Linked DNA regions of Mus musculus: all the other regions are linked to region 1. The links are chromatin loops, found by intact Hi-C in ENCODE. Cell type or tissue: heart. All regions are shown on one strand.

Region 1 (4,000 bases):
GGATGTTCCGGCTGCAGTGCACCAACTATCTTGGAGTGAATCTGAGCCCCAAGCTGGCAACTGCAAACTAGATCTCACCTTCAATAGCATAGAAGTTTGCATCAGAAATGAGCAGTTCTCTTCCCCATCCCACCCAAGAAAAAGAAAAATAGAAATGAAAAACAATCAAACTATCTTAAATTTTTGTTTCATCCTCTTAACAGTTTTGAGAAAAACTGAATCTCATTGGCAAGAATCACAAAATATTAACAGTTCTGGAAAAATGATTTCCATTAATATTATTAGGCCATCATCAGTTGGAAAAAAAATCACATATACACATATGTCTATATTTATAGTCACTGAACCAGTGAGGTAATTTAAATTAGATTCAGAGTCTTAATATTTTTGTACCACAATCACAGCAGTATTAAGAATAATCTAACATGTACACAGCTGACCACAGAAAAACCTATGCACAACTGCAGTTACAATTTTTTTATCTTGGCTATATAATCGGAAAGACAATTTTTGCTTGTCTATTTAGAAATAGACAACAAGCACTTTTAAGGAACTGCCAGTTAAAGGCTTCAATCTGTATGAGAGAAACATAGTTTTTTAAAATGTTTGGAAGCTTATTTCCATTCATTGTGTATTTACAGAGAAATTCTTTGTTTCCTCTGTGTATTTTACCCTCTAATAATTAAATGATATGCTTAAAAATTAGAACATTAATTTTGTTAATCTTCCTATACGGCTACTGATGCCTCCAACCACCCCACTTCCTATTTTGAAAGATAAACATTAGAAATGAGGATATTTACATACCATTCTTACCTGTAAGGGTAAGAGTGTGTTACTATTGTTGTCTGTCCTGAACACATTATCTTCAATCCAAGATTTTGGAGTCAGTGATGGAGTAGAGCGAGTGAATTTCGGTGGTGCTATAACATTACCCGAGAACGGCTTCTTCAGCGGAGATATCTGATTCATAGTCCCTGGGATCCCCATGTTGCCGCTCCTGCGGTGATCTCTGCCGTGCATTGCTCCCCAGGACATGCTCGCAGTGCCCCAACCGCTGTTCTGATGGTTGCTCCAAGGAGACTGTTTCAGAAGAGGCTGAGGAAAATATATCTATTTAAATTACAGCCCTTAGAGAGCGTATAATTTAAGTTTTAGAACCACGAATTTAATGAGACCATAAAGAAAGAAACGCAAAAGCCAATAGAATATTTCTTAAGGGGCTTCCAAAAAGAAATCTTCCCATCTTGCTATTTGAAATCTTGTTTACTTCGAGTTAGGGAAGTTTTCACCCTCCTATCTACTAAAGCAGTGATGTCTTGTGATAGTTACTAAAAATATACTTTGAAGCTGCAGTTAGCTTTGAAAATCCTTAAAGTAACCAATATTCTACTCGTTAAATTAGTATTAGTTAAATGTTCTTAATGACCTCAGCTATGGGAGCAAATTTTTTAGACCTTAGGCTTTCTAAACAGTTTGGGCTACTCTGGGAAAACAAAACAAAACAAAAAACAGTGGTAACATTAAGAATGAATTGAAGATGCCTTTAAGGGACACGTCAATACAGGGTGAAACAAACAAACAAACAAACAAACAAAACAAAAAACCCAACTTCATTTTCCTGAATTGTTAATTTAACTTTTAAGGTATTTTATTCCAGTTTTCTTTTCTTTTTTTCACTTAATTATCCTTGAACTGCTAAGCAATTATCTGATGCTACCCATAGGTGGATCCACTGAGATACACAATAAACAACCACAGGCTTTGCTTATTTTTAGTAATCTTAAGGCAAGTCTCTGTTAAGTTCATTGACATTCAAAAGCAAATTATATTCAAATATAGAGTCGATGACAAGTTAAGTCATCGAAACATGGAAAATTCACAGTACATTTTTTAAAAGGACCTGGGAATTGCTAGTATTTGTACTGTCGATAAACTAAGGCTAAATTTTTCTGGGAATATTTAGACAGTGGAAATATAGATTATGACTTTCTAAAACCCAATAAATATGGTAATCATAAAGTTAAACGTTTCCTTTAAGAAAATTTTAAAACCTTGATAATGGATGCTACTACAGGGTTTTAAATGCTAATTTAATCATGCAAACACAGCCTCCTCCGTCCTCATAGCTGAAAAGCACAGCCCAGGAGCCAAGGCACAATTACCCAGTGCACTAGGGCCTTATTTTGCCTACTAAATGACTCACAGTTCAAAGTTCCTCTCCAGTGACCTAAAATTCCATATGAAAGCCGTGTGACCTCTTACAGTCCAAGGTAAAACCCATTTCTTTTTGTTTATTGGAGCACACTACAGTTAAATACAAATCACGGCAGTATGTCCTGCTAACGTTCTATTTTGACTGTGGGAATTCAAAATTATTTATCAATTTCAATGGCAAACTTGTAGTTAAAAAGAGAAGAGTCCGACACACAAAAGACAGTTGCTCATATAAGCCATGGGAAATTGTGTATTACTTCAAAAGTTGATATTTCCCCATTCTTGGGGCATAAAAGACAATCCAACAAATCTGTTAACTTTTACTTGGGTTAATTTCGATAGACTGTTAACTGTGACGTTGGTTAATTTAATCAGCATCCATTCTTGAAAACTTTGGTCAACAGAAAAGTTATGAGAAGAACCAGTTAAGGTCAAATTTTGGTTCCATGACAATCCCTCATCTTGACATTGGATTTCGAATGATCACCATAATAAATGCTATCCCCACTAAAGGTCAAGGAAACTCTCAACATCAGCGAACTCAACGGCCACCCAAAATCTGCCTTGGGCGGAGTCCGGGTTGGGGGCAATAACAGAAAACATCCTGAGTCAGAAAGGACACAGAGTAGCCAAGCGCCTGCTTGGTGTCATTTCATGATACCGCATACCCCCTGATTCCGGTACACACCCATGTCGAGACATCTAGGAGGAAACACATTAAAACCTAGATTCAAGGGCGCCTTGGGTCTTCAACCCTTCAAGATGTGACCAAACATTAAAAAGAGCAGAAGTCGAGAGCACTCCAGCCCGCGGCCGCCCGCCGCGCGCAGACTGACAGTTCCTCCCAGCTCTGACAGCCCGCGGGTGCGGCTGCAGGTGCCGCCTCGGCTTCATTAGCCCAGCTCAGGACAAACTCCAGAAGGGAACAACCCCAGTTCTGGTCCCCTCGGTCACCCCGGGGAAGGACCCAGCCCTAGCTGCTCACTCTCCGCCCGCCTTCCCGAGAGTGCTGCCCCGACCCCGGGTCCGCCGCCAAGCCGGAGCGCCCGGGGCGTTCGAGGGGGCTTGGCGGCTCCTGTTCCCACCGCGCACGCCTTACCTGGTGGTGGTTGTACGAGTTCCTCTGCTGCAGGAAGGCGGCTGCGGCAGCCTGGTGCTGCTGCTGCAGCTGCGGGCTGACGGGTGACCTCCGGCTCTGCGGCTGCTGCGGCGCCGCCGCCGGCGGCTGCTGTTGAGGTAAATTCATGGCGGGCGGCGCGGGCACCGTGGGAGCAGAGAACGGGCCGCCGAAGCCGCCGCCGCCGCCGCCACCGCCGGCCGGCACGCTGAGCCCCGCGCAGCCGTGCGGCGACACCGGCGAGAAGCTCGGGAAGAAGGCCGGGTTCATGGACGATGGCAGCCCGGGGTAGAAGCCGTTCTCCGAGTCCGGGCTGGGCGGCGGCATGGCGCTCAGAGAGCCGCCCGCGCCGCCGCCGCTGCCCGGGGTGGCAGCCGAGGAGCCCGGGGGCTGTGGTTGCGGCGGCTGCTGGGGCGGCTGCGGCTGCTGGGGTGGCTGCTGCTGGGTCGCCGGCGGAGGCTGGGGCGGCGGCGGCGACGCGGTCTGCACCGACCAGGGGGTGCCGAAGCCGGGCAGCGGTGGGGGAGACGCGGAGCCGCCTCCCCCTCCGGGGGGTCCCCCGCCCCCGCCGCCGCCGGGGTGCGGCAGGTCCGGGCTCTGCAGGCTGCTGAAGGCGCTGGTGCCGAGCGCCGCGCCGGGCAGGAGGGTGCTGGGGCTGTTGAGCAG
Region 2 (4,000 bases), 430 kb before region 1:
AGTGGAACAGAGGTGCCCAGTAATGTCACAGTCAGTCTTCCAGGGTCCTGATATGAAATTTGGGTCTGAATAAAAGGTACCAGGAGGGATACATAGCTAAGCAATTTTGGTCAGTGTGGTCCTTTCCATCACTGACATGGCATTGTCTCTGTCCCTGTACCTTCTGCAAGGTGATTGACAAGCTGTCAGAACTGTCTTTTGGAGACAAGTCCTCCCTTGTGCTGGTACGAGCAGCCCATCTTTTCCTTCTCCCAGCGCTCAATACTGAGAAAATACAGCTCTGAGAGTCCATTGTTTTAATGGCTTAGAGTCCATTGTTTTAATGGTCCGATAGCTGAAGGAGATACACAAATGTGTCTTTAGAGTATCTTTTTACCAACCAGGATGGTCAGATGAAGAGGTCATGGTTGCGAGGGGAGGTGGGAGGAAGGGATGGAGAGGGGAAACAGAGGTTCAGAGATGGAAGAGAACCATAAGAAAACCTTAGGGTGTTGAGTGCTATCCCTTTACTCTCTTTAGTTTTTGTCACCCATCCCTGACAGCCATACACAAGTCTCTTCTCCCCTTCCTCCAGCCAGGACCAGGACACTTGTTTTCCCTCGTCTGTTTAAAATGTTGCTGGAACCTCCTCCCCTCCACGCATGCTCACTTTCTCTCTTCAGAGACGAGGCTTTTCCTTTCGAGTGGGAGGGCCCGCTCAAAGTTGTGAACTCTCAGGAGCCATCCTGTGCCTTTTTAATGATTAATTATGTAGCAGCAAGTTACTCTAGCCCCAGCTTCTAGGGTACCAGGTGAGTGACACAGCTGTGTGTGGTCATTTAATCAGATGGACGGGACACCTTTCACTTGATGAGGCCAGGTCAGCACCCAGGCTCTGCTCATGGGATTGCTCAGCTGCACAGGGGGTGCTGGAAGCACCTCTATGGCAGGAGTCCCGCTGTGGGCCAAGCTCTTTAGACCTTTTTACAAGTCTGTTTTGTCACTGATCTCATTATCTGTTTCTACATCTGCTTCCCCAGCAAAGTCTCACCACTGGACCTGGTCTAAGTTGGTTTTGTACACTGTAAACTTGAGTTCTTCATCTGCTGCATCATTGATGCTCACTAAAAACTTGAATAAATGACTCTGTAAGTGAACTCTAGGCCAACTATCTATATACAGATTGATCTATGTTTATATATGTGCATATCTCTCTATCTCTATGTATACATATATGCACATATTTTCTCTATCCATATACAGTTCCCCTCTATACAAAGCATGCTGTCGTTACACTTATTTGCAGAAATGTTATATAAAATGCAATAGCAGACATGTATTTCTCATTAGATTTTATTAGCATTTCATAGCACCTAGCATTTCATAGCACCTAAAATGAAAACAGCTGAGCTGATGGCCAGTAGACTTCTGAAAGCTTGGCAGACCTCAGCCCTGCGGTTCAGAGCTCTTTGTCCAATAACAAGAAAAGTGGAGCTCGCCACACGGAGAGTACTCCCTCCGGCCCGCCCTCCCCTTCCCCGGAGCAGTTTAAACTAAAGGCCCGAAAGCAACACGCAGCTAGTGCTTAGCAGCACACTGACCAGAGAGGCTCTCTGTGAACCGGTTTGCTTTTCCCCTGCAAGCCAGACAGCAGCTGAAATCAGAGCTGTCCCTGCAGTGCCCCCACTTTGCATTGAGAGAGTGAAACTGCAAGCAAGATGAAGGGTCTCTAATGTTAGCAAGATGAGAGTCCCTAACGTTACAAAGCATTCATTCCACTCTCACTGCACCAGGGAGGGGCTGGTTTCTCTGCCGGAACGGAAAGGAGAGGAAAGCAGGACACTGCAGCCTGTCTCTGTTAAAGACTGATTTACCTTCGTCCACTCTACAAAACGAAGTTTGCAGATTCCACTTGCTGGGCTGAAGGGATGAGATGAGAGACCAGTTGTGTCAAGCCAGAGAACCTTTTAGAAATGAGCGAAAGGGTGGGCTGGGGTAAGAGAGGTTACTCCCTGGGAAGCTGCAGCCATATCTCAGGGTTTAAAAAAAAACACCAGCTTAGCAACCAGTTCCCAGGGAAGGTCACTAGGCGGCCGCTTTTTTTTTTTAAAGTGGCAGTTTACTTTTAAGACTTGGAATATGAGCTTGCTGGGCAAGCAGTGGAAAAATAACGTGCTGAAGAGAGACAAAGGGAAAGCAACTGGGCAGCCTAGCAGAGAGGACTCAGGCTCTCAGCAGGGTGTCCTGCCTTATGTCTCTGGGTTGCATGGCCTGTTGGGTCAAGGACAGAAGGTGTTGATAAGTAGAGTGGTTTAGAATCAGGAGGGGCCATGTTGTGTGGAGCTGCCTAGTAAGCAGTAGCAAAGACTATGTGGCCGGGCATCAGAGCTATCAGAGCTCCAGCGTGTGTTGCATTAGGGATGTTGGCTGGCTGTGCACAGAAGCTGGACCGCACACGCCTAACCTCTGTTTCTTCAACTCTTCACTACAAATGACCCAGCGGCCCAGCAGGGATACAGACAAGATGGCTCAAAAAAAAAAAAAAAAAAAAAAAAAAAGGCAAGAAACCAGGAGAAAAGGCCAAGTAGTGAGAACAGTAGTAAGCAGACTCAGACTCTACAGGCCAAAGACAACCACAGATCAAGGAACTCCACAGACCGCGGCCTCCTAACCCCAAGTGTTGTTCCTCAGAAGCCTGCCATTTTGTTTCTTAGACAAGACCTCTGACTGGAAGCTGGCATTTGGTGATTAGGCTAGGCTGCCTGCCTAACTCCAGATCCCTGCTTGTCTTAGCTTGTCTGGTGCTGATAGAACAAACGTGGGCCACCATGCTGAGTGTTAGCCACCTTCAAAGCCAGGTCCTCATGCTTGTGTGATGAAAAGCCCTTTACTAATAGAACTATCTCCCAGCCCCTATTTTCTGTATCCCTAAAGCTCTGGCATTCACTGCATGGGTCTTAGATAGATCTCTGAAGCTAACTAATTCCTAGAGACAATAAATGACTCCAAGGAAATGCATATATTCTCTTTGATACGTACTAACTGACCCCAAGCTGGCATCTCCATCTACTGCAATCACCAAGAAGTACCCCTCTGCTCTAAGTCACTCTGGAGGCAGGTGCTTAGGGAGCATGTCTATGATCCAGAATATTCTGAAACAAGTCAAATTATTTAATTCTAAACCCACCAGCACACTTACCATGCCACAACCTTCCTTCCAGGGAAAACCCCAGTAAAGGGTCTCTTTTGGAGCCTGATGTTTGGAGAATGCTGTTTTTGGAGACTGCTGCTGATTGTGTTTGGTTGATTGGTCTGTCTTTGTATCCCCAGTGCTGGGAATATAGATGCCTGTAGCCACTTGGCTTTTTATGTGGGTGCTGGAGACCTGAGCTCAGTATTTATTCTGGGCCAGTATCTTATTGATTGAGTCATTTTTTTCCCAGCCCAAGAAACAAATTTATATCCATTGTGATATTCTGTTATAGAATTATAAGACATTTCCTGCTTTGAAGGATCTGTGTGAATAACCTTTCTACAAGACAGCCATGTCTGTGTCTTCATGTCTCACCGTACCAGAGAACCCAGAGTTCACTTTTTAACATATGTGTGTACAGTGTACACATGAGCCAACATGTTTGTGTGGTGTGTGTGATGGGGAGAAGGAAGATATCAGATTGAGGTACTAATATGGTCTTCATAACATATTGACATCTTCACTCCCAGTACCACAGAACCTGACATTATTAGAGGTAGGGTCCTTACAGTGTGTGCTGGTCAGTCTTATGTCAACTTGACACAACCTAGAGTCATTGGAATGAAGTGAACCGTAATTGAGAAAATGCCTCTATAAGGTTAGGCTGTAGAAAAGCCCGTAAGACATTTCCTTAATGACTGATTGATGTGGGAAGGCCCAGACCATTGTGGGTTGTGGCATTTCTAGGCTGGTAGTCCTGGAACCTATAAGAAAGCAGGCCAAGCAAGCCAGGAAGAGCAAGCCAATAAGCAACACCCTCCATGGTGT
Region 3 (4,000 bases), 1.5 Mb after region 1:
CAGCTTCAAGTCGGAACAATAACCATTAGATTGTTAAGAATATCACAAAGGGAGCCCAGCATAATGGCACTCCATTAATCAAAGGCATGTGGGACTCAAAGGCAGATGGATCCCTGTGAGTTTAAGGTCAGTCTGGTTTATTACAGTGAGTTCCAGCAAGAGGTCTTGTCTAAAGAAAGAAAAAAAGACTATAGCAGAATGTTTTCTGAAATTATTTTATCTTCATTAGTGATGAGCAATAATAAATTAATATTATTCCCATCTATGAATTGTTTTAATATTTTAACCTACCTGAAAAATTTTGTTGATCTATTAGTGTCTTTTTTTGTACTAGCTTCTTGTGATTGCTAGAGCAGAGTACTATAAACTTGTTAGTTGAAACTAATACATTTGTTTGAAGTTGTGGGGTCAGAGGTTCTAAATCAGTGCCACTGGACTGAACTTAAGGTGTGGGGAATATGTTCCCTCTGAAAGATCCAGAAGGGAATTTGTTCTCTCTCCTTGCCAGTTTCTTCTGGCCACCGGCATTCCTTGGTTTGTGGCTCCATCACTGCCATCTCTGTTTTCATGGTTATATTGCTCTCTCTCTCTGTCTCTCTCTGTCTCTCTGTCTGAGCCAACTCAGATTCCATTTCTTCCTTATAAGGATATATGTGAATGAATTGAAGTCTTACTAGATAGTCTTCTTGTTACTAGATCTGTAATCACATCTGGAAATTACATCTTTTACACAGGCTACTATTCGCTAAGGAGACCTTGATATCTTTACGTGATGTAGTCTACTACTACACCCTTCAGACTAAGTCCCATAGGTTTGTTCTCTTCTATGTCCTCAATGCTCAGAAGTGTTGTGAAGAAAGCAACGATCACTGATACTTGAAAGATTAAGCATTGTTGAGTCACCTTAAACATCTTTAGTGTGGGGAGATTTGGTTTGATCTGAGAAGTCATACATGGTAGAGCAATGGTATTAGGATGTAGTTAGTTGGAATTTGCAGTGAGAAACTATGAGAGATTATTCTAAGGACTAGATGTTACCCATCTATAGTTTAGGTGTTTCATGAATGAACACACTCCTTGAATGTGCAGGTATTAAAATAGTTTGTAATAATCCCGAAAAGCTATGTTAAAACCAGTGTTGTATTTGCAAAGATCCCTGATTTCATAAAATGCCTGGGATTCTTCTCACAACTTTTTGTTTACTCTTTGCAGGGGTCTACTACCTGGTCCTGTTATGAATGCTGTACCTGAGAATCCAATGACATTTTTGTATTTTGTGTTTTACTTCTATTTTCCTTTAGATTGTTTCTTGGAAATGTTCAAGTCTTATACACAAGATCTTTCCCCTTTTTACTTTACAAACAATGGCTTTAAATATTTAAACTCTCATTTAAATGCTCTTAGCTTGTCACAGATATTTAAAATACTGTTGTTACACACAACTGGTTTCATTTTATATAGCAGCATCATTCTCTGGAACTTCATACACAACAATTTTCCTCCAGCAAACTACACTTGTGAGATCCTGAAGGTAACACAGGCAAAGGAGGCCCTGATCCTACTATGGAAGGTTGTTTTAACGACACGGGAACCCCAGGGCTCCAGGGCCACTCTGAGGCTTGCAGAGGTAAAGACTATGATGGTTCACTCAGTTCTGTCTTACTAATGAAATTAGAGTCTGGGTCTTTAGAACGCGAAGAGTTAAAGAGGGTAAAAGGAGCCAGCACTAGAGCCCCAGGTCACTCTAAATGTCTCCCCCTCAGCTGTGGCCTTAGCAGTTTCCAGCAGCTCCACTAGCATACCAACCTCCTGGTGGGTGCTCACCTTCACCGACAGGAAGGATCCTGTGCACGCGCAGCCCGAAGCGTCCCCGGCTGCCCAGAAACAGACCCCGCCCCCGCGCCTCTTTCAGGCTCCAGGCTTCCATGGCAACAAAACCTCACCATGTCCCCGCCCCCTTGGACTAAATCAATCATGTGAGTTATGTTCTCAGACCTCATGAAAACAAGAAAGAAGGACAGGGCACCCGAGAGCTACTCTTCTCTAATGTGGTTTCACTTCACTGTAAAAAAAAAAAAACTTGCTTTTGTCTCCTAGCCAATGTTCCCCACGAGCAAACCGGGACGCCCGGTCTGCGTCTACGTACTCCCCCATTGCAGTGTGATGGTTGGAGCGGGGACGGGACGTCTTTTGAGTGACGCTAGGGGCGGGGCTTTCCGGGGGGCGGAGCCCTGCTGGGGGAGGGGAGGAGGGCAAGATGGCGGCCGGTGAGTGATTCTCCCTGGCTTCCTTCAGGGCGGAGGAGACGCCGGGGCGGGGGACCCGCTCGTGCAGCCCGCCGGCCTCCTCACCCCCGCCCCCGGAGGCCTCCTCTTTCCCGTCCTCCACCTCGGGGGCAGGCCAGCATCCTCGGACACCATGTCAGACTCTGAGGAGGAGAGCCAGGACCGGCAACTGAAAATCGTCGTGCTGGGGGACGGCACCTCGGGGAAGGTCAGTCCTCCAGCGGACCCGGCTCCCTGGGTTGCAGAAAGCGTGGTCCGGGTCGGGCGTGTCGGGCCCTCGGGGAGCGGAGCGCTGTCCAGCACTGCGTCCTCCCCAGCCTTGGCCTGGCTCGCCTCAGGCCGCGGCCTTGCTCGCGCCTGCGCCCTGTGCGCGTGCCCGCCGCCCGCCCGCCAGCCGGCCCGCGGGACCAGGCCAGCTCCTGGGGTGGGGGCCACCACCCGGACCCACACGAATGGCGACGATGCACTCTGGCCGAGGGCCCTCCCCACACGCTAGCTGCCTCTTGAGTGTCCTCTCTCACTTTAGTTCCATTCTTAGCACCCGTCCGTGCAAGGGTTCATTCAATAGGTATTTCTTGAGCTCCCGTGCTGGGCAGGAGGATGTCGGGGGACACAGGGACTTTAAAGCCTAGCCTTCTGCGACCGTTGGTTGCTGGGATGAATGGGCGCGTGCAGGAGAGGACCCGCAGGCAGTTAGTCCCCTGCCTCCTAGGTCCAAGTTCTCGACCCGAAGTTGTGAACTGACATGGGATAAACATTGCCTCGGTGCCTGGTACTTGCTCTAGGGAGAGGGTCCCTAGCGTCTCCGAGCGACTGCGGGTTAACCTTCCCACTAAAGCCATGCCGGCTTCTCCGGGCGCCCTCACACCTGTCGCAGCACTCCTGGGGAAGGTAGCTTAAGTTCCTCTTCCTCTGCCCCTGCCAGCGTCCCGTCTTCTCCCGCCTCTGGGACTGCGCTGGAGTTGGACCTGGTTTCTGTGGTGACAGCTTTTGCATCATTCCCGGAAGGAAGCTTTGCACACGCTTTCGTGCTTTGGTTCTGAAATTTGGGCTCCAAGGGCCGCTACACACGGTTTCATTCTAATTGCAAAAATTGGAGTCTTCTGTTATTCCATTCCTTGGGTTCCCAGGATACTTGCCCGTAGAGCACTGTCCCGAAGAAAACAGTCTAATGTGATGCTATTTTTTTTTTTTTTTGAGCAAAGAACAGAGCTTGGCTGCTTCTGTTTAGGAAGTGCACTTAAACGTTTCGAAGAAGCAAATTGTTGTACATCAGCATTATTTCTAAACTTTAATTCAACAAAAGCTAGAATATTTTTATAGGTTTCATTACTTAGATTTTCTTTTTAGCCACACATTGTGTTTTTGTTTCATATATTCATTTGCATTCAGTGAACAACTGAACTTGCTTTCCATTTAAAACCATGACACTTCAATACTATTATCTAAAAGACCTCCAGATTGCCTATTAAGTCTAGTATTATTTTTATATTTAAAATTTAAATATATCTCATCAAGTATTTAAAATATTTGACATATTTTCTTAAGTTTTACTCATCTGTCTGCTAATATTTAATACATGCTGAAATTTATTAATTGTTTTCTATATATATTTAAAATGTAGACAGTCATACATTATTTTGCCTTTGTTGACAGTTTAGTATAATTAGTTTTCACCTCTGTTAAAAGTTCTGTCCAGTGTTGAACAATGTATA
Region 4 (4,000 bases), 270 kb after region 1:
AACAGATTGTACTAATTCCAAACTAGGTTGTCTGGTTCTCGACTGACCCTAGTCCTTTAGTTCACATGAGTTCAGAGATATCAAGAATTTTCCTCAAGGTTATACTACCAATCAGAGGCAGAAGAGTTTATAAATGGAGCCATGTGACTCCTGGTTTAAGCTTCTTCTATGTGGAAGTTTCTCCCAAGGTTAGTAATTAATGTTATATTTTTAAATTTTTCTTTTAAAATTTTTGTGCATGTGTCTGAACCTTTGTGGCTTTACATAAACCATATGCTTGTGGTATCCATGGAGATCAGAAGAGGATGATATCTGGGAACTGGAGATACAAGAGGTTGTGAGTCTCCATACTTGGAGGTACTGGGAACCAAACCTGGGTGGTCTATAAGAGAACTAGCTGCTTTAAACTGGTGATCTGTCTATTCAGGCCCTAATACAGAAAACACACACACACACACATACACACACACTTGCAACTTTTATTGTTCTGTCACAGAAAATTAATTTCTTTCCTCATGTAATATATCCTGATTGTATTTCTCCTCCCTCTCCTAGCTCCTCCCAACTCCCACATCACCTGAATCTACCCTTTTTCTGTCTCTCTTTAGAAAGCAATCAGACTTCTAAAAGCTAATAATAAAATGCAGTAAGATCAAACAAAAACTAACATATCAGAATTGGGGGCAAAGCAAACAAAAGGATCCCAAGCGGAGGCACAAAAATCAGAGACACTAATCATTCATTCACATACTTGGGAATACCATAAAAACAAAAGAAAAGAAAAGAAAACAGACCAACCAACCAACCAACAAGCAAACATACAAACTAACTCTCAACTTGAAATAATAACATATTTGCAAAAGACTTGTAGAAATAAATATATATTTATAAATTAAAAATAACCCTTTTTAAAGGAAGAGCCCTGAGGGGACATTATAAGGCAAGGGATTTCTAATATGCTATTGAGTTCATTTTCTGTTGGCCATCTACTGCTGGACATGCAGTCTGTCCTTAAGAGTAGTTTGTTTTCCCAGTGAGACTCTCTTGGAGGAAAATGATGTTTCATTTGCCAATGGTTATAAGGAGGAGGTTGCTTCTGGGTTAGTAATGAGGGGCCTGTGTTCACTTCTCCTTTCAGCTCCAAAGCACCACCTAGTGCAGACCCATCCAGGCCCTGAGCATGCTGCCTCAGTCTCTGTGTGTTCATATGTGCATCCATCTTGTTAATTTCTTGATGTTCTCCATCACCCCCTGGCACTTGTATTCTTTCTGCCTCGCCTTCTTCAGGGTTGCCTGAGGGAAGGGATTTAATGAAGATATCCTGCTGAAGGCTGAGTGTTCCAAGGTCTCTCACTCTCTTTGTAACGCCTGGCTGTGGGTCTCCTTATTTGTTCCTATCTGCTGCAGGAGGAAGCTTCGCTGAAGATAGCTGGCATTGCATTTTCCATAGTTTTATTTTTGAAAAGCTATCTAATACATCCGTGCAAGTACAGAGAGATAAGCAAACAGTTTTACTCATTTGCTAAAAGTATCATTGGGAAGGGTGCTAGTTCAATACACAGTTTTAGAAGCCTTGATACAAAGATGAAGGTGACCTATACTATAAGGACTACTTTTGCCAAGATGAACTGGCTTACAGCAAATGATTAATAGCCTAAAAATGAAAATGTCAGGCTTACCATCTAAATATTAGCCAGTGGACTTCAATTTACTTTGGCTAAGGATCGACAGTCATGCGTGAGGCAGAAGAAGAACACCTTTGACACTACAGATCCCCTCTAAATATCAAGATCTCTTTAAACAAGCCATCCTGAGCACAGGCAGGCTAATTAATAACCCATTAGAAGGGAGTATTTGCTGGTTTCGATTACTGGACACTTCAATTAAGTCTCTTCCACATTAAAACAAAATCACTGCAAGACACCCAAGTCTGTTTCTCTGGTAATGATTTGTGGTTCCTGTTCTTAGAAATCCTGTTACCTGGTGGTGTCTCAGTGCTCAAGGAGAGACCAGGGAATAAGACAAACTTGGCCAAGGACTCCCCCGACAGGAGATAGGTAAGCATTGTCTAAGCAAGCTTGACTTGTAAAATCCAGGCTGCACTTCTTTCTCTATAAAACTATCTGTCTGTTGGATTTTGCTTTTTGAGTAGGATTCAGATTGTTATTGCTTGTCAAATTTCTATCCACAGGACTCCTCTTAACTCTTCATATGCTTCGCCTACCCTTCCCCGAAGTCTTTTCACTGCAGCTATATAAAGTCTGGGTTCTCAGACAATAACTGCTGGCATTTGCTGTCAGTCTTTACGGCCATGTTGCTTCTGTCTGAAAATTTCCTCAACTTTTCTTTCCTGGAAGCCCAACTCAGTATTTAGGGGTGGCTTCAGTTTTGTATACTTGGACAGTCTCCTCAAACCTCCAGCACCCATTTCTACCACACCCAGGTGTCACTCTGGGACTGTCAGTGGCTTCTGTTCCAAAAAGTCCAGACACTTGCTTGACCAGTTACCTACATCTGGAAGAACAACCCCTTCTTTGAAAAACAAGCCCTCAGCCTGCATCCCAACTCAGACATACAGCCCCTGTGTCAAGAGATCTTAGGAAGATAAAGAAGGAAGTAGCAGGAATCAAATAGTAAAATTAATGAAGGGAAGGAAAATACATTTCAAGTGAACTTTATTATTATTTAAGGGCTAATTGGTGAACAGATGATTTTATAGTGACCTTTCTTGCTCATAAATCATTGAAGACACAGGGAAGTCAGTCTGGAGGGAAGTGGACCTTGCTGTTCTAATTTTAGAACAGCCTGTGGCTAGTGTGGGTAATAACAACTATGAACATACCATTGTTGTCAAAAGAATGTCTTTCCTTGCTTAGAATAGCTTAAAGGTGACCTCGTTTTTGAGAAAGGATATATCTCCCTGGACGCGTGGAAGTTTGTTTTCTTCCTCTGCTATCTGCTCACATGAATAGTATAAGATTCAAGGGAGTATCTTCATCTGTTCACAATGTGCAACGATATCTGTATTAGTTGTATTTCTGTGATAAAACACCATGACCAAGGTAACTTATAGAAGGAAGAGTTTATCTTTGGCTTAGTGTTCCATATGCTTAGAGTCCATAATGGCAGAGCAGAGGCATGGTGCATGGAGCAGAAAGCTGAGAGCTCATATCCTTTACCTCAAGTATGAAGCAGAGAGAGTGAACTGTAAGGAGGGGATGTCTTAAGCAATCAAAGCCCATCCTGGTGACATAATCCTCCTCCAGAAAGGTCACACATCCTGAGCCTTCACAGACACTTAAAAACTGGAAACCAAGTGTTCAGATGCTAAGAGTATGGGAGAATATCTCATTCAAAACATCATAGTACCTACCACATGAAATATGGGTTATCAATAAGAGACTGTTGTCAATACATGTGTATGCTGGGAAATCCAGGATCATGTATCAGCAGATATAGCTTTTTCTGGTTTGCTTATCTTATATATATATATATATATATATATATATATATATATATATATATATATATATATCTGTCTCTTGTCTCCTTACATTTTAGTTTTTTGAAGTTTCCTGCCTTCTTAGGACACTGCACACTCTTGCTTGCCTTCAGGCTTTTGTCTATTCTAAATCTGTCTGGAAATCCCTCACTTTTTGCTGAGTCCTTATATGGGCTCATATGGAAGTTGCACAGGGTCTCTTGGGCATCTTTTGTAAAGATACTAAACCCAATCTGTGGGGGCTCCACTTTCTTGATCTCATCATCCCAAAGGCTATCATTTCCAGATGTACACCTTGGGACTATGCTTTCAACATATAAATATTAATAGGACACAAAGTCATATCTCAGTAGGGGACATTTCTGCATTTTGCTTAGGAGAAAATAATTTGAAGAGATTGAGCTATTAGAATAAATGTCAAGAGCTACAGCCTACCGTAGGGTATCTTACTGAACTGTTGGACAGAAAGACAGAGTTAAGAAGCATACTGCTGTACAT
Region 5 (4,000 bases), 550 kb before region 1:
TCCCTCATTCTTTCTTTATTCTGGTATTCTTGATCCAGCTACTGAGGAAAATCTCTTCATATAGCTCTATGTAACTGGTACACTGAAGTCGGAGTCTATATTCCAAGATGGCTAGAGTGAAAGATTAGGATATAACAAATGAGGGGTTAGCAAATGTCTTTTGAGAATTGTTAAAAATATGGAGGCAAAGCCCTGCTTAAACAGCGGAGAAAAGAAGGGGAAAAGAGGGAAACAGAGAAGGGAACAGAGGAAAGAAGAATAATGGGGTGGAGAGGGAGGGAGAAATCTGTCAAGACTTATCAGTTCTGTAAGCTATTTTTGTTGTTGTTGTTTTCTTTTTCTTTTTCTTCAGTCACCTCTTTGTTCCAACTAATACAGTACACAGGAACAAACTTATCGTCAGATCTAGATACATTTGGCCAGAATTTTATGTACTGATTTGTGAAATCCTGGGCAATGTCTTAATTTCCTTTGTCATAGCTGTTTTCTCTAACATTGTTTACAGGGAGTATTCGTGATGAGGTATTCCTATTAGCACTTCAAAAATACACGTACTCCGTTTTCCTTAAAATCTTATGAAGTAGGTTATTTATTCCCCTCATCTCATTTTACATAAGAGAATACTGCGGTCAGAACACAGAAGTCAGGTCGCTCTCCAAGGTTAGTACAACTAGAGTTTGGTGAAACCATGAACCTAAGCTTCATCTCCAGAGTCTGTTTTCCAGCTCAATTTGCATGTTAATATCAAAAGGTAACCAGAACTAGCTGCACTAATAGAAGTATCTTTTTATTCATTTTCTGAGAGTCTGGTTCCTTTTAACCATTGACATGAATTTGGGGTAGGAAATACAAAGGTGAATAATGTAGCATATCTTCTGCTTACTGTTCAAAGTTTATGGTTGTTGAGAAAACGACACACCCTTCCCAGGTTCTCAGCCTTGCCCGTGTTTCTCCCATTTTTCCACGAATTCTAAAGCCACGGGGTGAGAGCCGGCTCTGATACTTGGGAAAAGTCTACTGGAGGGCTTAGATGAGGACAGGTGACGTGCACTGGCCTTTCTCTAGGCAGTGACCTCATTTATGGCCCTTTCTTCCTGTCTGAGCCTCCTCGGCTTAAAATGGCGGGATTTGTGCTAAGGCTCTCTCCCTACTAGACAGCCATGATGGCTCCCCGCCCCCCCCACCCCCCCCAAACCCCCGCAGGCTCATCTGGCCGCTCTGGGACTGTCGTTCCTGATCTGAGGTGTTGGTCCTCCCTCTGGTGTTTCCAGTTCCCCAGGGCCACCATCCCACTCTGCTCCGTGCCAGGAGGGGTGAGGAGGGGCTGCCAGGTCCCCAGCTCTCAGCCGCAGGGGAGAGGCCATGCTAGGCCCAGAGCCAGCATCCCAGGCCTAGCAAAACCCGAACGAGGCAGCAAAGGCGGCTGAGGGCTCGGCGCGCGCACAGCCCGCCCGTCCAGAGCACGCAGGCTCGATCTGGTCACGCAGGTCCCTGCCTCAAGGCCAGGCACCCGGAGAAGCGCCCTTGAAGACCCTCGCCCTGGGACAGTGCGATTTTTTAAGAGATGTAACGCAAGGGACCAGGGACGACCATGCCCACCGGAGGAGAGAGCTCTGGGCGCCTCAGCGCGCGCGCCGGTCACGTGGGCCGCGGCACCGCATGGCGGCGGCCCGCGCGCCCCCGCGTCACGGCCCCGCGGAACCGCCCGGGCGCGCGCGCCGACGGGGCGGGCGCATGCGCAGGGGGGCGCGCCGCCTCTGCCCCGCGGCGAGGGTGTCTATGGAGAGGCGGCGGCCGCGGCTGCTGAGGCGGACGCTGAGGCAGTGGCGATGGCGCCCTTCCCCGATGAAGTGGACGTCTTCACCGCCCCGCACTGGCGGATGAAGCAGCTGGTGGGGCGCTACTGCGACAAGGTAAAGGAGCGCGGGGCGGAGGGCGGCCGCGGAGGAGCGGCCGGGTTCCGGGAGGCCTGGCCTGCGTGCCTCCCGCAACCCCCGCGTTGGCGCCGCGCGAGCCCGTCGCCCGCGCCCCGGCACCCGCGCGGCTCCCGAACCTTCCCACCGGGGTCCCGGGAGCCCGCGCTGGCCGCGGCCTGGGACGAGCGCTCGCGGGACTGACCTGTGCCGGGGTGAGGGGCGCTCCCGGCCGTCCGGCTCGGCCGCCCGCGGGGTGCCCGCTCCCCGTCCGCAGGCCGCTTCTGCGGTTACTCGCAGCCACAGCACCGCTCGCCCGGTCCCTTCGGGCTCTTTTAGTCGCTCTGCAAACACTGCATCCTCTCTCTGGACCTCTTGACTTGCTTCCTGGCTCCACAGGCAGCGTCTTGCAGCCCCTGGAGCAGGCTTATTTTACCTGCCTGCTTTGCACTGGTTTGGTTCCGTACACAAGCCCGGTACACGGACTGGGAAGACCTGCACTCCTCTTTCCTGGTTACTCTTTTTTTCCTTCCAGTTTTTATTTTTCCTGGATACTTTATTCCTTGTAGAATTTGTTCCTCTGTTGGACTTTTTACTGGAAGCAAATGAGAGGGGCCCCTAGGAAAAGTTGCCTTGCAGTGGAACTCACTTTGGACTTTTAATGGGTGTAGCCGAAGTTGAAGAAGCACTCTTGTGAAGATGAGTTGGGAACCTTTTTCTAATGATGCTGAAAACTCTGAATTGTCACTTTATGTTCGGAAGATCATATATGAGTAAATTCTGGGCAGTCATATGTTTTGCAAAAAAGGTGAACCAAATAAATAGCTGTTAAGTAATTATTAACTTAAACGTAAAAATAAATTGAATTATCAGAGATTACGTGGAATTAGCACCACTATTAACAGCAAACAAGAGTTGTCTTTCAATCTGGAGAGGTGCTAGGAAGGAGGCCAATGTCTTCCCTGGTAGGCCACGGGAAGACCAGCAATTTGAAGTGTAGGATCTTAGCATCTTGGCTGCACAGTCCTCTCCCTCCATTTTGGGAAAAGAAAAACAAACAAACCAATAAACTCAAACCCAGTTAGTCCTAAGCCAGTGGACCTTTAAACACCAAGACCATAGGCTCATGGCTCACACTACTTGGTTGCCCAAGCTTGCTGTTAAAATCCTGATGGCTGAACCCTAACTCAAATTGGAATCTCTGAGCATAGAACCCAGATGTCAAGTACAGTTTAGAGCTCTCAGTGAGAGTGGGGCCCAGCAATGGTGAGTACCACCTTCCCAGGGGAGGCTTAAGGACTGGCTAAGCCTTGAGCAGAAGAGTATGTATACTCGCGGTAGTTCTCATTTAGTGGTTGTGTTGTTTGTAATCTCCCTGCCTTTTGATTTTTTTTTTCATTGCACTACCCTTTAATTTCAGGAATTTCTCAAAAAAGCAAAAGGGAAATGAAGTGAAGACTAATGGCTAGTTTTGGGGAGAGGTAGTCCAGAGACTCCCTGGTAATATGGGCGAAATTTTGTCAATGTGTACATCTTCCTTGGTGCTTTCTATATCTCTTCTCTTTTTCCTTCTATTTTGTTTTGTTTTTCCTGTGTCTGGATCTTGTTCTATAGAGCCAGCTAACCTTGAATTCCCAGAGATCTGCCTGCCTCTGCCTGGGATTAAAGGTATGAGCTACCATACCAGGCTTGTCTATCTGTGTGTCTGTCTTTCTTTTTCTTTTTCTTTTTTCTTTTGGTTTTTCAAGATACGGTTTTTCTGTGTAGCTCTGGCTGTCCTGGAACTCACTCTGTAGACCGGGCTGGCCTTGAACGCAGAAATCCGCCTGCTTCTGCCTCATAAGTCCTGGGATTAAAGGCTAATATTTCTTAAGATGTTTAACATTGTCAAAGGATTATGACCTTCCCAAATAATCAAAATTTGTAATGTAGTACCCAGTCTCTTTTTTAAAATAATGAGGAAGTTGGTCATTATACTTTGGTTGGTTTGGTTCTGATACTGTTTTTGAGGTAGAATCTCCCGTAATACAGGATGGCCTTGAGAACTCACTGTATTTCAGAGGCTGTCCTTGAACTCCTGATCTTCC
Region 6 (4,000 bases), 820 kb after region 1:
AAAATAGACTGCCATCCTTACTGCTGGAGGACATCACTGAATTGCAGCATTGAATGGAATAGAAGGTAGAGAAAGAAAATTTCCTGCCCTATGTCGGATTGTCTTTGTACGGATGCAGTCAGTTCTCTTCTATCTTTGGATTCAACACGGCCACATCAATAGCTCTTCTGAGTTAGCCTACATAAGTGCACATTAATGCCTTTTAATAATTTCTTCATGTACACAGACGCACATACGCACACACATTAGTAGTTTTGTTTCTTAAACAAAACAAAACTAATAAGCAGCCCAATTAACCTACCCTTATTTCCAAATAGGGAAGCATGCCTTAGTTAACGTTTCTATTTTCCCAGCTAAATTAGCTGTCAGGTATCACTGGATCAGTAGAGAAAACAAAAGTTAATGGTTTGATGAAAATTTCTATCTCTTCTTTTTTATTTTAGTGGTAGACAGTGTTAATCCGGAGCACTGAATCCTTAAGATCCAATGGGGAGGGGGGCGTAGAATAAACTAGATCACTAAAGTAAAAGCAGTTCAACTGGAGCCAAGCCCATTATCCAGCAGACCTCATCTTCCACACTACCTCTTCTGTCCCTCCATTGTGGTTTCTTCCTTTGTCTTGAGACTCACCTCTTACCCATTACAACTAGTAGCTACAGTAGAAGTAAGTAGTTTCGCAGCTTTTAGATTGTTTCGTCTTATTTTGATTTATGAACCATGAAAATCAGTATGTATAATGTGACCTCTGTGTCCTGGCACCTGTGTAGTTCGCATGCTGTGGGGGAGCTCTTTGGGAAATGATTATGCCAACTCCCACCTAGCTCCCTTCTTCCATTCACTGGTTAGCTTCCAAGACCATGACTTATTAGCTAAGATCACGTTGCTTCTTCCTCCTTCAGAGCCCATGACTTTATCCTCTGAGAAACATCGATGGAAAGGTTACTGATTTTCACTTGATTGCGTGGGTAATCAGAAGCAGGGATGATATGATGGAAAGGTCATTGAGACTGAAATCGGAGAACTAAATCTGAATGTGCTTCATTACCTCTAGTCCTTAGACTCAGTCATCCCATCAATGTAAATGACAATAAAATGAGACTTGTGCCTGTTTTAAGGTTTCATTAAGGTAATGTGCGTGGAAATATGTGCTAACTGTTATGAGCTATAAAATGTCAAATATGCTTTTATTAGTTTTCAGCTTCATTCCATGCTGACATTTTATAAACACCCCCTAGAAGTGATTTAGAGGGACTCAAACTATTGTGCAATTCTTGCGCAGCTCCCTCTAGATTCAACATCATGTCTTGTACTGGACCCAAGCTGAATGGATTTAGAAGGAGCTGGTGGCATTTGGCACTACAGAGATGATATGTAAGCCCCAAGAGATTTAGAATATTACAAATCATGTCTTATTATTTATTAAGGTTAATTTGCCATTTGGAAAAGCAAGCTGGGTATTAAGTGTCTCTAAACAAAAATCTTCAATCTCTATACATCTGTAAAGAAAATTGCCTCCTGCTGGCTGCTTCCTCCCTACTTGACCTAGATCTGTTTTGAGGAGTGCCCTCTAGAGGTCTCTTAAGGTTATTATAGGCACTTTTCTAGGAAACCCGTAGGACTTAAGTAGTAAATAATTCCAGCAGTAGAATGCTGAATCTCAGCTTAAAAAAAGGAAAACCCACTTTCATTAGCATTATGAAATGTTAATTAATTTATATGAGTACCATCTATATTTTCAGTACAAAATTGGATGCAAAACCTGAAGTGCTGTTCTACTATAATCTGCTTCATTTATTACCAACCTGCAGCTAATTTTATTACTTGTTTGAGTAAAAATTTTACTTCCCCCTCTAACAATTTGGAAAAAATATTTTCACAAATATTGAATTTTGTGGAAGAATGATATGTGTCAAACATTTCTTCATATTTTCAGTTAATTTCTTTTTTGCTTCTTTTTTCTTTTTTCTTTTTGTAATGATGCTTATCACAGCAACAGAAAACAAACCAGGGCAACTTCCTTATCCAGGATGGTATCTAAGATATCATCTGATCTGACTCTTCTTTCACAGTTCAGAAACTGTTTACAGTTAAGAAACTAGCAAGGCCCTTTTAGTACTCCATAAACTACAGTATACTAACTTAAATATACCTTTCATCAGGCAAGATTTTTCCTAGCAGGAATTATTTTTCAGTTCCTTTCCATGCCTTTGTACATTGCTTAGATATCTTATCAGACAGTCCTAACTACCATCTGTGCTCTTATCTTGTACTCATGAATATATTTTAAAAATACACGAAATAATTGAACTTCATTTTATTCTTTTTGAGGTCAAACACATTTCTACATGTTAGTTAGACAATGAATATTTGGTAATTTCTTTAAAGTAATTCTAAGTTCTTAGTGATTTTCTCCATATTAACTGTCTGGAAAGATAAAACAGCTTCAGCAATTGTCATATACATGGGATGGATTCCAAATGATGGTCACAGACTTCCTTTCTGCCTGACGACCTTGGAGCTATCAAATAATTATAGCTATATTGAGATAATGTATCCTAGAACTAGAAATGATAGATAGACTTTATTATCTTGTCCGGTTTTGTTGGAAGTTTTAAATGTCACTGGTTTGAGGAAGAGAAGGACAGGAAAATAAAACTAACCAGATAATGGAAGCAACTGGTGAGATAGTGCAGGCCAGTGAAGAGGCCTGGCCTTTGTGAGCGCTTTGTCAACTGAGTAGTCAGGTCGTTTCTGATTTGTCTTCCACTCTTGCTTGGTTCCTAGGGTGGTTGTTCTTCTTCTTCTTCTTCTTCTTCTTCTTCTTCTTCTTCTTCTTCTTCTTCTTCTTCTTCTTCTTCTTCTTCTTCTTCTTCTTCTTCTTCTTCCTCCTCCTCCTCCTCTTCTTCTTTTCTTTTCTTTTCTTTTCTTTTCTTTTCTTTTCTCTTCCTTTTTCTTTTCTCTTCCTCCTCTCCTCTCCTCTCCTCTCCTCTCCTCTCCTCTCCTCTTCTTTTCTTTTCTTTTCTTTTCTTTCCTTCCCCTTTATTTCTTTCTTTGTAGCTGTAAGGGAGGAATTCTCACTTCCCACATGTCTTAGTTGTCAATAAGTATAGCTTACCCTAGTCAATAACTGTTTAGAGTGTTGCCTCTCTTCTCATTCTGTTCCCTATGTTGACCAGTCAGTATGATCTGCTTTTCTAATCTTTTTTTATCTACCTTGTCTTAGTGCAGCACTCAGAAGAGAGTGTGATGTAAAGAATGAACATAACTCAGTACATCATGTGGGTGCTCAAAGATTTCCAAGAGTTGTCAGTCAGAATGCTCTGGAGAGAGTAGCTTCACTAGTGTCCATAGGAGCAATGGTCAGATGTCTTCGAAGTTCAATAAATCATAGGGCTTTGCCACAGATAATCATTATATCCTCACTGTCAGATCTTTTGTCCTGGGAATATGGGCCCTTATGGTGTGAAGTTTCCATTTCAATCAGTCCCACTTCAATAAATATTTTTGGTAGCAATAATACAAAAACATTTTAGATAAATCCAATCAACTTCATTCTTAGAAGAGCATGATGATAAAACTGAATAGTAGTCATGGACTAATGGTGACTGGGCCTGAATATCATAGATTCTCTGAAGAACTAGCTCCATTTTGACCCAAAATGTGTATCATGGAAAGTAGTTGTATTCATTTCACTTATTTCTGTCATTTTGTGGGAAGGAGTTCAACTCAAAGAGTCCAAGAGATCCAACAGTCTAGAATTTGTTCACAGAGTCACAGATTGCTAGACATCTTTGCAACTCTTCTTCTTGGCCATTGCACTGTGTATTTGTTTCAGTCAGGTCTTGGAAATGTTCTAATTCAGGATGGGCAGATGCTAAATGACTGAAACAAATGCAAAAAATGTGGCATCTAAGGCAGACACAAAAATATAAGGTATGATTCATGCCTACCAGCTCCATGAATTGTTTCTTAAAGTAGGCTTTAATTTCTACTGCACTGA
Region 7 (4,000 bases), 440 kb before region 1:
GTGAAGCTCCCTTCAAGAAGGGCTTCCAAAACTCAACCTCTGTGTGTTACTATATTCCCTTTAGCTTTGTCCTATCCAGGCAGCCTTGCTCCTGGTCATACATTAAAAACAATGCTCCAAATCAAGCCTCATGCTGCTCAGTGCTGAGCTTGTGGTTGGCAGTTAATAACTACCAGCCAAATAAACCAAGATACTCACTCCGGGGCCCCCGCCGGGCTGTCAAGCTCAGGAGGTTGGTCTCGGGCTCTTCCTCCACCACTTCCTGCTGCCCACCATCTTGGAATTTGTCTGACACCATTTCCTCAGGGGGAGAGGCGGGTGGCTGTGAATAGATCAGAGGTTTCTGAGACATCAGGAGTTTAGTTGGCTCAGTTCCTTTTAAGAAGTGGTGGGTACCTTAGAAGGGATGGGCCCTAGTACCATCCACGTTATAGACTGTGGTTTCTTGCTCAGATCAGCCTGAGCTGCTACTAACGGTCTTCCCACCATAGTGTTGAGACATCCCCAAATAAGACGATAATTTCCAAAACTTTAAGCTATGTAGGAATCACAGGAGAACACTTCATCTCCAGCTCCAGATCGACAGGAAAGAACTGTTCAAGCTTCTCTGGCTAATCTGGGCTGATTCTGTTTCCACACTAGGTGCACCTGAGGACAGTCTATAGTATCTTCATCAAAGTCTTGAGGAAGCAGGGGTGGTATGGATGTCTGTGTGGCCAGACCGAATAAAGCTCACAGCCAATTCAGCCTGGCTGTGAACTCTGGGCAAGCCTGTAACCACTTACTCTGTAAAAGCATTGCCATGAATGGGGAACCATACTCTGTCTGTCTGTCTGTCTGTCTGTCTCTCTCTCTCTCTGAACTCATTGTTATACACAAAGAATTGCAGCATAGAAATTCAGATGGAAATAGATTAGATGACTCTAAAGGATGTGAACATCTGAATAAAAACCCTGGTCGGCATCAAGGCTCTAGAGCAGGCTAAATGAACGGGAGTGTGCCTGTTCATTTCGGGTTTCTGAAACTCAGCCACTGAATTGTTACATCCCTCCTGTGGCTTTCTCCTACTAGGTCCTGGATGCCAGGCAGCTTTATTTGGTCGCTCTCTGTTCACTCTGTGATTCAAAGACACTTTTTATCTGACATCTCAGGGTCCCCTGCCCAGGGTTGCAGAGCAACAAACAGGCTGAACTGGTAAGAATGGGTAAAAACTTCAGGCACGTGGCCAGAGAGTGGCCCCATGGCGCTGCTGCAGCTCCCGTCTGTCCCCAGCGCACTTCCCCAGGCTGCATTCAGCCTGCAGGAAAGGTAGAAGGGTCCTTTTCTCCCCTCTTTCCCTGGGAAGCAGGAAGTGTGCTGCAAGGAGCTGGAATGGGGGTGGGGGTGGGGGTGGGGTGTCCCCTTCTTTTCCAGTGCTCTCTCCACCGCCCAGGTCTGTTTGCCCTCAGCCGGCAGTCTAGTCTCGTCTTATGACTGCTAATTCAAAATGGCGCTTCCTTTCCTTCCCTCCCAGGCTGGCTTAATGATTACTCCAGGCGAGTCCATAACAAGCCCCTTTCTTGTCTTTCTTCTCCAGGAGAGCAGCTCTTTAATAAGGGAACTGAGTTACCTTACAGGGATGTTTCCAGCGGAGGAATGGAACTCCTGCAGAGAGGTGGGGGAACAGGGGCTGCAGGCTGGGGAGACAGGAGTTAATCTTTGGCTGAAAATTTGGGACTCGGGATAGGAGAAAGAGGGAGTCTCTTAAGATTTGTTATCCTGCACTGCCATCTACCGCCCACCATAGTCTATGGCCATCAGTGGCAATACTCAAATTAGCTGCTTTCCTTTTTCCTAGACTTGAAGAGACAGGATAACACAGAGAAGGAAAGAAAAGAAGAAAGAAAGGAGGGAGGGAGGGAGGGAGGGAGGAAGGGGGGGAGGGAGGAAGGGAGGAAGGAAGGAAGGAAGGAAGGAAGGAAGGAAGGAAGGAAGGAAGGAAGGAAGAAAGAAAGGAAGAAAGAAAGAAAGAAAGAAAGAAGGAAAGGAGGGAGGGAGGGAGGGAGGAAGGAAGAAAGGAAGAAAGAAAGAGAGAGAGAGAAAGAAAGAAAGGAAAGGAGGGAGGGAAGAAGGAAGCAAGAAAGAGAGGAGAGAGAGGAAGCAAGCTCTTAATACTGGTCATAGCTTTATTCTGAGTACCATCTCTATAAGCCCGACAACCAGCATCTCACATTAGACACATCCCTGCCCCACAGCTTCCAGGAGTAAGCCCAAAGAGGGATGTTTTCTGCTGGGCCATAATAGTTAAGTTTCTATTGCTGTGACCAAAAGCAACTTGAAGAGAAAAGGGCTTTTTTCATCTTACACATCTAGGTAATAGATCATCACAGAGGGAAGTCAAGATGGGAATTCATTGCAGGAACCCAAAGGCAGGAACTGAAGGAGAGATTGTGGAGGGAGTGGTACTGCTTACTGTATTGCTGCCAGGCTCTTGATCACCTGCCTTTACTATACAGACACTGCCCACAGTGGACCAGACCCTTCTACATCAATTATTAAACAAGCAAAGGCTCCACAGATATCCCACGAGTGTCAGACTGACAGCCAAGATTAGCCATCACAGGTGTATCCTGTGTGGCTCCCCAGAGGTGAGCGCAGGCCGTCTGTCCATCAGTGATGTGGATCAGTAACACTCTGCCCGGACAGACACAGGTTCTCATCACCTCTCACCTTTTTCTTTCTCTGCTGTCTTCGCACCTTTGAATTCTTCTTCCGTCTTCCCGCCTCTGTGTCCACACCATCTCCAGTGAAGTCCTTTGTCAAAAGGAAAAGAGAAGAAAAGACTCTTGAGGTATCGAGTTCCTCCCTGACATCAGTTCTCACCACCACAGAGTTAGCAAAGGGACAGAAAACAAAATCTAAGTGGCCACCTACCCGCCACTCTTCTCAGAATAGGTACGCTCTAGCCAACTTCTCCTCTAACTGAAATAAGTGGGATGGGATGGTACTAAGGCTCCTATTTTTATTGTTACAAGTGCTCATTCATACTTTCAACATTTATTGAGCACCTACTGTGTACCAGGTCCTGATGTTATAGGGCAATACACTGTGGTCCCCACTCTCATTAAGAAAGGTGAGTATTGAGTGAAGCTTCCAGGACAGATGGAGAAGTGGGGACCGGCATGGACTCACGTGTGGGATTTCATTTACTGCTTTCTAAGTTGAGTAGCAGGTAAAGGAAAAAGGAAAGAATAGTGTAAGTTGAATTAGCAGGAAAAGTTCAACTCACAGGGAATGTTGGCAGATCTCTTTGGACAGGTAAAAGGCCAATGAAGGTCGCATTCTTCTTTTCACGTTATGCATTGTACATCTGATACCGAAGATATTAGAGCTAATATCTCTGACGTGCTCAAACCTTGACATTTTGAGTTATGAAATTTTGCAAATAGGGGCATCGGCACTTTTGAGTGAATGAGACACTTTAAATTTGCTGGCTGTGTATTACACACCTGTGATCCCTGCACCCAGGAGCTAAGGCAGCGAGCCTGGGCCACCCAGAAAGTTCAAGGGCAGCCTGAGTTCCAAAGTGAGACAATCTCAACAACAAGTTCATCGATTCTCCTACTGCCTCACTAAATCCACTGAAGCAGAATTGGAATGCAGAACTTGGATGTTAGTGTAGAAACCTTGTGTTGTGGCTGATCCACGTTCTCCTATCTCCCCATTCCCCCTCCTCCTTAGCTATTGGGATTAGGACATGGAGGTCACTTCCAGAGGAGGGAGCTGAGATCCCAGCCAGAGAATGGGTGTGGCTTAGCTTTTGTTTTTGTGATGAGCTCTGTCTAACAGGAGTACTGAGTAGAGGCCCCATCCTAACTCCTTTCCCCAGACTTGCTAGCAAAGGACTGTTGTAGGTTAGAGATCATCAAGAGGATGATGCCCAAGAGGACGAGCATGGCTCGGAGTCCAATTGTTAGTTTTCTTGGGCTTTGGACAAGCTTCTGAGACATCTAAGCCATCC

The links. A loop is a pair of places that touch in the nucleus more often than their neighbours do. Peaks named below come from ENCODE experiments on the same cell type or tissue, not always from the same donor. Only the 100,000 strongest peaks of a DNase experiment are listed, where the experiment ranks them.
Region 2: a loop joins it to region 1, with 2.5 times the contacts of the local background. A loop is called at or near these places in 4 of 42 quality-filtered maps.
Region 3: a loop joins it to region 1, with 5 times the contacts of the local background. A loop is called at or near these places in 2 of 42 quality-filtered maps.
Region 4: it touches region 1 in a loop (2.1-fold over the local background); 12 of 42 quality-filtered maps call a loop at or near these places.
Region 5: a loop joins it to region 1, with 3 times the contacts of the local background. A loop is called at or near these places in 8 of 42 quality-filtered maps.
Region 6: a loop joins it to region 1, with 8 times the contacts of the local background. A loop is called at or near these places in 10 of 42 quality-filtered maps.
Region 7: it touches region 1 in a loop (2.2-fold over the local background); 4 of 42 quality-filtered maps call a loop at or near these places.

What each region holds. Positions count from the first base shown.
Region 1 is chr5:43,234,405-43,238,404 of GRCm38, reverse strand. Cpeb2 (cytoplasmic polyadenylation element binding protein 2) reads right to left here. Exons shown (of 12, transcript NM_001368806.1): 1 at 3,317-4,000; 2 at 817-1,098; 3 at 1-78. It overlaps Gm7854 (predicted gene 7854), which reads left to right and starts at 3,051. Exons shown (of 8, transcript NR_028417.2): 1 at 3,051-3,453. In heart, a CTCF peak has its summit at 1,714; DNase peaks (open chromatin) are centred at 3,004 and 3,184; H3K4me3 peaks cover 3,504 bases; H3K27ac peaks cover 3,757 bases.
Region 2 is chr5:43,660,413-43,664,412 of GRCm38, reverse strand. Cc2d2a (coiled-coil and C2 domain containing 2A) reads right to left here and starts at 2,034. Exons shown (of 38, transcript NM_001359906.1): 1 at 1,854-2,034. In heart, a CTCF peak has its summit at 2,030; DNase peaks (open chromatin) are centred at 1,692 and 2,202; H3K4me3 peaks cover 1,963 bases; H3K27ac peaks cover 2,523 bases.
Region 3 is chr5:41,706,398-41,710,397 of GRCm38, reverse strand. It overlaps Rab28 (RAB28, member RAS oncogene family), which reads left to right and starts at 2,219. Exons shown (of 7, transcript NM_027295.3): 1 at 2,219-2,493. The coding sequence starts at 2,419. In heart, no CTCF peak of the experiment used is centred here; DNase peaks (open chromatin) are centred at 1,927, 2,217 and 3,177; H3K4me3 peaks cover 2,265 bases; H3K27ac peaks cover 1,767 bases.
Region 4 is chr5:42,968,629-42,972,628 of GRCm38, reverse strand. No RefSeq gene overlaps it. Among named protein-coding and RNA genes, the nearest start is that of Gm43700, 68 kb to the left of the region's middle. In heart, CTCF peaks have their summits at 1,170, 2,057 and 2,796; no DNase peak of the experiment used is centred here.
Region 5 is chr5:43,779,878-43,783,877 of GRCm38, reverse strand. Fbxl5 (F-box and leucine-rich repeat protein 5) reads left to right here and starts at 1,729. Exons shown (of 11, transcript NM_001159963.1): 1 at 1,729-1,913. The coding sequence starts at 1,830. In heart, no CTCF peak of the experiment used is centred here; a DNase peak (open chromatin) is centred at 1,717; H3K4me3 peaks cover 2,485 bases; H3K27ac peaks cover 1,912 bases.
Region 6 is chr5:42,410,048-42,414,047 of GRCm38, reverse strand. No RefSeq gene overlaps it. Among named protein-coding and RNA genes, the nearest start is that of Gm40295, 110 kb to the left of the region's middle. In heart, a CTCF peak has its summit at 1,552 (motif pointing left); no DNase peak of the experiment used is centred here.
Region 7 is chr5:43,670,014-43,674,013 of GRCm38, reverse strand. Cc2d2a (coiled-coil and C2 domain containing 2A) reads right to left here. Exons shown (of 38, transcript NM_001359906.1): 4 at 2,710-2,793; 5 at 199-322. Gm35762 (a long non-coding RNA gene) reads left to right here and starts at 2,071. Exons shown (of 2, transcript XR_376931.3): 1 at 2,071-2,627; 2 at 2,787-4,000. In heart, a CTCF peak has its summit at 1,766 (motif pointing left); a DNase peak (open chromatin) is centred at 1,613; H3K4me3 peaks cover 1,241 bases; H3K27ac peaks cover 1,360 bases.